Linked DNA regions of Homo sapiens: region 2 is linked to region 1. A link is an interaction called in ENCODE POLR2A ChIA-PET data of the cell type or tissue named here. Cell type or tissue: K562. All regions are shown on one strand. Each heading gives the region's core, and the rest is flanking DNA. Links, peaks and the distances in the headings are about the cores only.

Region 1 (2,910 bases), core at 263-2,762:
AAAAATTGCTGAATGGTGCCAGGCACAGTGGCTCACACCTGTAATCCCACCTACTTGGGAGGCTGAGGTGGTAAGATCGCTTGAGCCCAGGAGTGGGAAGCTGCAGTGAGACGTGATTATGCTAATGAACTCCAGCCTGGGTGACAGAGTGAGACCAAGTCTCAAAGAAAAAGAAATAAAAATAAAACCAGAGCCCTGTCTAAGCACGGACTGCATACCAGGCACTGCGTTCAGGTTTCATGTACATCGCTCCATTTTATCACCCTAGCAGTCTATGAGGAAGGTACTGTAATGATTCCCACTTTTACAGAGAGGAACACAGAGACAAACAGGTGAGAAGATGGCCCGCGAGTCACAGGGGCAGGACCGTCCTGGATTCAAACCCTAGCAACTCTTCTGCACAACCAACCAAGGAACAGACGGGGCTTGGAGGGACGAAAGGCAAGACGACAGGGTGCTCCTAAATGCCACACTCAGAAACAACGCTGCAGAGGGGTAGCTCAGAAGCCAAGGGAAGCTGAGAAAAGGAGTGCAAGAGGCCCGTGGTTAGGTCAGGGCACCCGCTGGGCTTCTGAACATTAATCCTGTTTAGAGAGACAGCATGTGGCCTTCATTTCCCCACCGCACTCCTGAAAACATCTGGAGAAAGGCTAAAGTCTCCCAGCCCCGACACAGCAGGAGGCAAGCACGGCTGGCAGGGCCATGAGGTGAGAGGAAGGCGGCTGAAGCCAGCATCGCGTGGGCAGTGACGCGCCCTGGCATGCTGTTGGCTGGGCTGCACCCCACCCTGCCCCCTAACTCAGCAGAGCTAAGAATAAAGCCCAGTAACATCACAGGGGCAATTTCCAGACTTATCCCCATCACCCAGGAAGGCAGGGGCACGGCCATCCTTGCTCTATCCAGGCGGGTACCACAAATCCTCACGTCCAAGACACAGAACTGAACACAGTTACATGCAAAACTAATTTTTTTTTTTTTTTTTTTTTTTTGAGACAGAGTCTTGCTCTGTCTCCTCGGCTGGAGTGTAATGTCATGATTATAGCTCATTACAGCTTTGAACTCCCAGGCTCAAGTGATCCTCCCACCTCAGCCTCTCAAGTAGCTGGGACTAGAGGTGCACACCACCAAGCCTGGTTAATTTTTGTATTTCTTTCCAGAGATGGGGCCTTGCTATGTTGCCCTGTCTGGCCTCAAACTCCTGGGGCTCAAATGATCCTCCCACCCAGGGCTCCCAAAGTGCTGGATGAGCCACTGTGCCCAGTCCTAAGAATCCTGTCTTAACAGGGCTTCAGTGTTGTTAAGCACTAAAAAGAAAGCAGAGGTCAGGCTGCCCATCAGTGCCCAAATGTCAGCAGCAAGCATCTTGTTCCAACCTGCTTTCACCCCAACTCTCCCAAGCACCATGAGGCCTCTCGTGGAAGGCCCGTCCTATGAAGCTGACACTCACCCTCGTTTTCTCCATCCAACCCTGGCTATCTTTGCAAGGTTGCTCCCCAGCCACTTCCTCTCCTCTTATCAGACTCTCATGTTTCACCAAATAAATCCCTTAGTCATGTTCCAGGGTCTTGTGAGGGGTCAGGCATGTGCTGGGCATAGGGATATGTCTGGGGACACTGCAGTAACAGGACAGACAGCATTCATCCATTTACAGAGCACGGTTCCTAGGGCTGAGGGCCCAGCAGTGAACAATAGGGACCAAGGGCCGGCCCTCCTGGAGCTGACAGCCTAAAGAGAAGAGACAGATGGTTTAGAAAGGAGAGGATATGAAGACATGTGTGATGAAAAGCACTCAGAGAAGAGGGCAAGCCTTGCTGAGGACGGGTATTTAAATACAGGATTGAGCCAGGCACAGTGGCTCACACCTATAATCCCAGCACTTTGGGAGGCCAAGACAAGTGGGTCACTTGAGGCCAGGAGTTCAAGACCAGCCTGGCCAACATAGCGTGGTAGTGCATGCCTGTAATCCCAGCTACTCAGGAGGCTGAGGCACGAGAATCCCTTGAACCTGGGTGGTGGAGGTTGCAGTGATCTGCGATCACACCACTGCACTCCAGCCTGGGTGACAGAGCGAGACTCCATCTCAATTAAAAATAAATAAACAAATACAGGATGGAAGGAAACAGAGGAGTAAACCAAATGGCCATCTGGAGGAAGGGCACACCAAGCAGAGAAAACAGCCAGTGCAAAGGTCCTGAAGTCAGACCAGGCCTGGCATTTCTGAGAAACCGCAGAGAGGCCAACAGGTCTGAAGAATAACAAGCAGTGAAGACAGCGAGGAAGGAAGAAGGCAGGGAGGAGACAGTCAGTGCGGGACGCACAGGCCACCGCAGGGATTCTGACTTTCACGCAGGGTGACCTGAGGAGCATGGAGTTGATGTGCCGTGATCTATGTTTCAACACCATGGTTCTCAAGTGGGGGCAAGTTTGTCACTCAGGGGACATGTGACAACATTTGGAAACATCCTGGGTTTTCACAACTTAGGAAGAGGGTAGTGCTATTGGCACTCTGTGGACAGAGGCCAGGGATACTGCTTAATGGCCACAATACATAGGACAGCCCCCACGACGGGAAATATCTGGCCCCAAATGTCAACAGTGCCAAAGCTAAGCAGCCCTGTTTGAACAGAATCCCTCCCTGACCAAGCTTCTAGTCCACATCCCCAACACACCCCTCGTCAGGCAGATGGGGCTTCAGCTCCTCACCCTGTAATACTAGGCCAGCAACTAAACCTCAGTTTCCGCATCTGTAAAATGGGAATACTAACATTATGCAAATAAGCACTTTGTTAAACATGAGCCAGAGCACACAGTAGGTGCTCAATAAATACCACTACTAGTAAAACTTCCAGATCCACTTCTTGCTATAATATCCCTCCACATTCTCTCTTTTTCTGACACAGGGTCTCGTTT
Region 2 (2,910 bases), core at 268-2,767, 180 kb after region 1:
TCTCCCCTCTCTAGTTCTTTTTAAACTGCCTCATGTATTTTTACACTTTTTGGTTTGTTTGTTTTTTTTTGGGGGATGGAGTTTCCCTCTTGTCGCGCAAGCTGGAGTGCACGATCTCTGCTCACTGCAGCCTCCACCTCCCAGGATCAAGCGATTCTGCAGCCTCAGCCTCCTGAGTAGCTGGGATTACAGGTGCATGCCACCATGCCCAGCTAATTTCTGTATTTTTAGTAGAGACGGGTTGGCCAGGCTCGTCTCGAGCTCCTGACCTCAGGTGATCCACTCACCTCAGCCTCCCAAAGTGCTGGGATTACAGGCGTGAACCACCACGCCCGGCCTTTTTACACTTTTTTTTTTTTGCCTTTTCCCCCCTCTTTTGTGTGGAGAATGGGGTCTTGTTATATTTTCCAGGCAGGTCTTGAACTCCTGGGCTCCAGCTTTCCTCATGCCTGTGCCTTCCTAAGAGCTGGGATTCCAGGCATGAGCCACCATGCCCGGCTAAACTGGTTCATGTATTTTTGGAAAGTCTTTTACAGTTATTTTAGTAAGGTTTAGGAAGGAAGAGAGCTAAATGCATGCACTCAGCCTACCATCTTCTCATGGGAATTCTCTCATGCCTTCTTTTACAAAGAAGTGATAATAATAATCATGGATTTTTATTATATGCTTCCTATAAAGCTCAGGGCTTTACAGAAATATTCTCAGTTAATCTTTACCACAAACCTACAAGGTGGACAGGACCAGATTAGGAATTTTAAAATTAAGCCCTGAAACTATTAAGGTGCAGGCATATGTCATAAAAAAAAATTAAATTATAAAGTAAAGAAGGCTGACAAAATTGTTTTTGTTTTTGCTTTTTTTAGAGACAGGGTCTTGCTCTGTTGCCCAGGCTGGAGTGTAATGGTGCGATTGTAACTCACTGCAGCCTCAAACTCCTGGGTTCAGCAATCCTGCCTCAGCTTCCCAAGTAGCTGAGACTACAGAGATGTACCACCATGCTCAGCTAATTAAAAAAAAACAACTGTTTTTTGTTTGTTTGTTTTGAGACAGAGTTTCACCCCTGTCACCCAGGCTGGAGTGCAATGGCACGATCTCAGCTCACTGCAACCTCCACCTCCTGGGTTCAAGTGATTCTCCTGCCTCAGCCTCCTGAGTAGCTGGGATTACAGGCACATGCCACCATGCCCAGCTAATTTTTGTACTTTTAGTAGAGATGGTGTTTCACCGTGTTGACCAGACTGGTCTTGAACTCCTGACCTCAGGTGATCCACCCACCTTGGCCTTCCAAAGTGCTGGGATTACAGGCATGAGCCACCGTGCCCAGTCTTTTTTATTTTTGAGACAGGTTCTCACTTTGTCACCCAGGCTAGAGTGCAGTGGCACAAACACGGCTCACTGCAGGCTTGACCTCCTAGGCTCCAGTGATCTTCTCACCTCAGCTCCCCAAGTAGCTGGGACTGCAGCCATGCACCACCACACCCGGCTAATTTTTGTATTTTTTGTGGAGACGGGATTTCACCATGTTGCCCAGGCTGGTCTTGAACTCCTGAGCTCAAGTGATCCACCTGCCTAGGCTTCTCAAAGTGCTGGGATTACAGGTGTGAGCCCACTGTGCCTAGTGAAAAAACTTTTTTTTTTTTTTTTTTTTTTTTTTTTTTTAGAGATAAGATCTTACTGTGTTGCCCAGGCTGGTCTCTCATTCCTGGCCTCAAGTGATCCTCCTGCCTTGACCTCCCAAAGTGCTGGGATTATGGGTATGAGCCACCGTGCCCAGCCTAAAGTTGCTATTTTTCCCATGATGTTTATCTTCGTGGTGCTTATGAAATGGCAACTATGGCATTCTTCCTTCTCGTGCATGCCTGTGTGGGTGTGCCCTCAGCATATGCTTACAAGGTTTATTGGGTGATCCAACGCTAGCCGCAAGAGCTATTATTAGCTCCCTTTTACAGCTGGGAAAACAGACTCAGAGGAGTGGAGAACTTGCTGCAGATTTGTTAAGTGTCAGAGCCAAATATACACTTGGATTATCCTGACTCCAAAGCCGGAGCCCTGCTGGTCAGTCGGTGACACCGGGCAACCACAGGGATCCCCCTCAATCCCACGGAAGGCTGTCTACTGTCTTCATCTCAGAGTGTTGACAGCTCAAAGCTTAGGAGGCTGGAGCTAAGTTCAATAAATGAACGTGATGAATAGGAGAAAAGCGCCATTAAAGCCCTCCAGACAAGAACCACTTTGGAGCCCCTCCATGGGTCCCTGGGGTGTAGGAGGGGCAGGAAAGCAGATAAGATTCCATTCTGAGCCTCTGCACTTGCCCTATGCAAGATAGCCACAAGTAATGTTTTGTCCTCACCTCATTAGCAACAAATGGCCACACTCAGGGGATTAAAAAAAGAAATAACAGCCAGCCTTTATCAGCTTGGGGCTCTTGGCTAATTCCTCTTTAAGCTTAAGACAACTCTGCGGGTGGAGTGATCCAAACGACTTTCTCCACTTTGCAAGTTCCCACACTCGGCTGTATCCTTCTGCTTGAGATTGGCAGCCCCCTGGGGATGGTTCCTGCTCACCCAACTCCCCTGAGGCTGCTCCCCAGTAGAGGCAGAGAGAGGAAGGGCACTGATGTCCTCAGGGCCCCTGCAATAGGTCAGGACCTGGGTTCACTGCTCCATCAATCCCACATTGCTCGGCCCTCACTAGCACCACACAGGGTGGGTGGCAGCCTCCCCATTTGATCAATGGGGAAAACTCAGCACACCTACTTGGCCCCAGAACTGAGAGTCAAACCTGGGGACCCAGCTTCGCTGCCCTCAGAATGTTACTCTTCCCTCCTGGGTAGCGTGGTATAGATAGTGTAGTATTCTTGTCCCCATATAACGGAAGAGGAAACTGAGGCCCCCAGAAGGCTAAGGGACT

What was found. Peaks named below come from ENCODE experiments on the same cell type or tissue, not always from the same donor. Only the 100,000 strongest peaks of a DNase experiment are listed, where the experiment ranks them.
Region 2: POLR2A ChIA-PET joins it to region 1 with 5 read pairs; 3 of 35 experiments call an interaction of 5 or more read pairs at or near these places.

Annotation. Positions count from the first base shown.
Region 1 is chr16:15,987,148-15,990,057 of GRCh38, reverse strand. All of the region lies in intron 1 of ABCC1 (ATP binding cassette subfamily C member 1 (ABCC1 blood group)), which reads right to left. Among named protein-coding and RNA genes, the nearest start is that of ABCC1, 39 kb to the right of the region's middle. RefSeq lists an enhancer at 523-1,186. In K562, for the core only: no CTCF peak of the experiment used is centred there; a DNase peak (open chromatin) is centred at 1,537.
Region 2 is chr16:15,811,301-15,814,210 of GRCh38, reverse strand. All of the region lies in intron 3 of MYH11 (myosin heavy chain 11), which reads left to right. Among named protein-coding and RNA genes, the nearest start is that of MYH11, 44 kb to the left of the region's middle. In K562, for the core only: no CTCF peak of the experiment used is centred there; no DNase peak of the experiment used is centred there; H3K27me3 peaks cover 496 bases.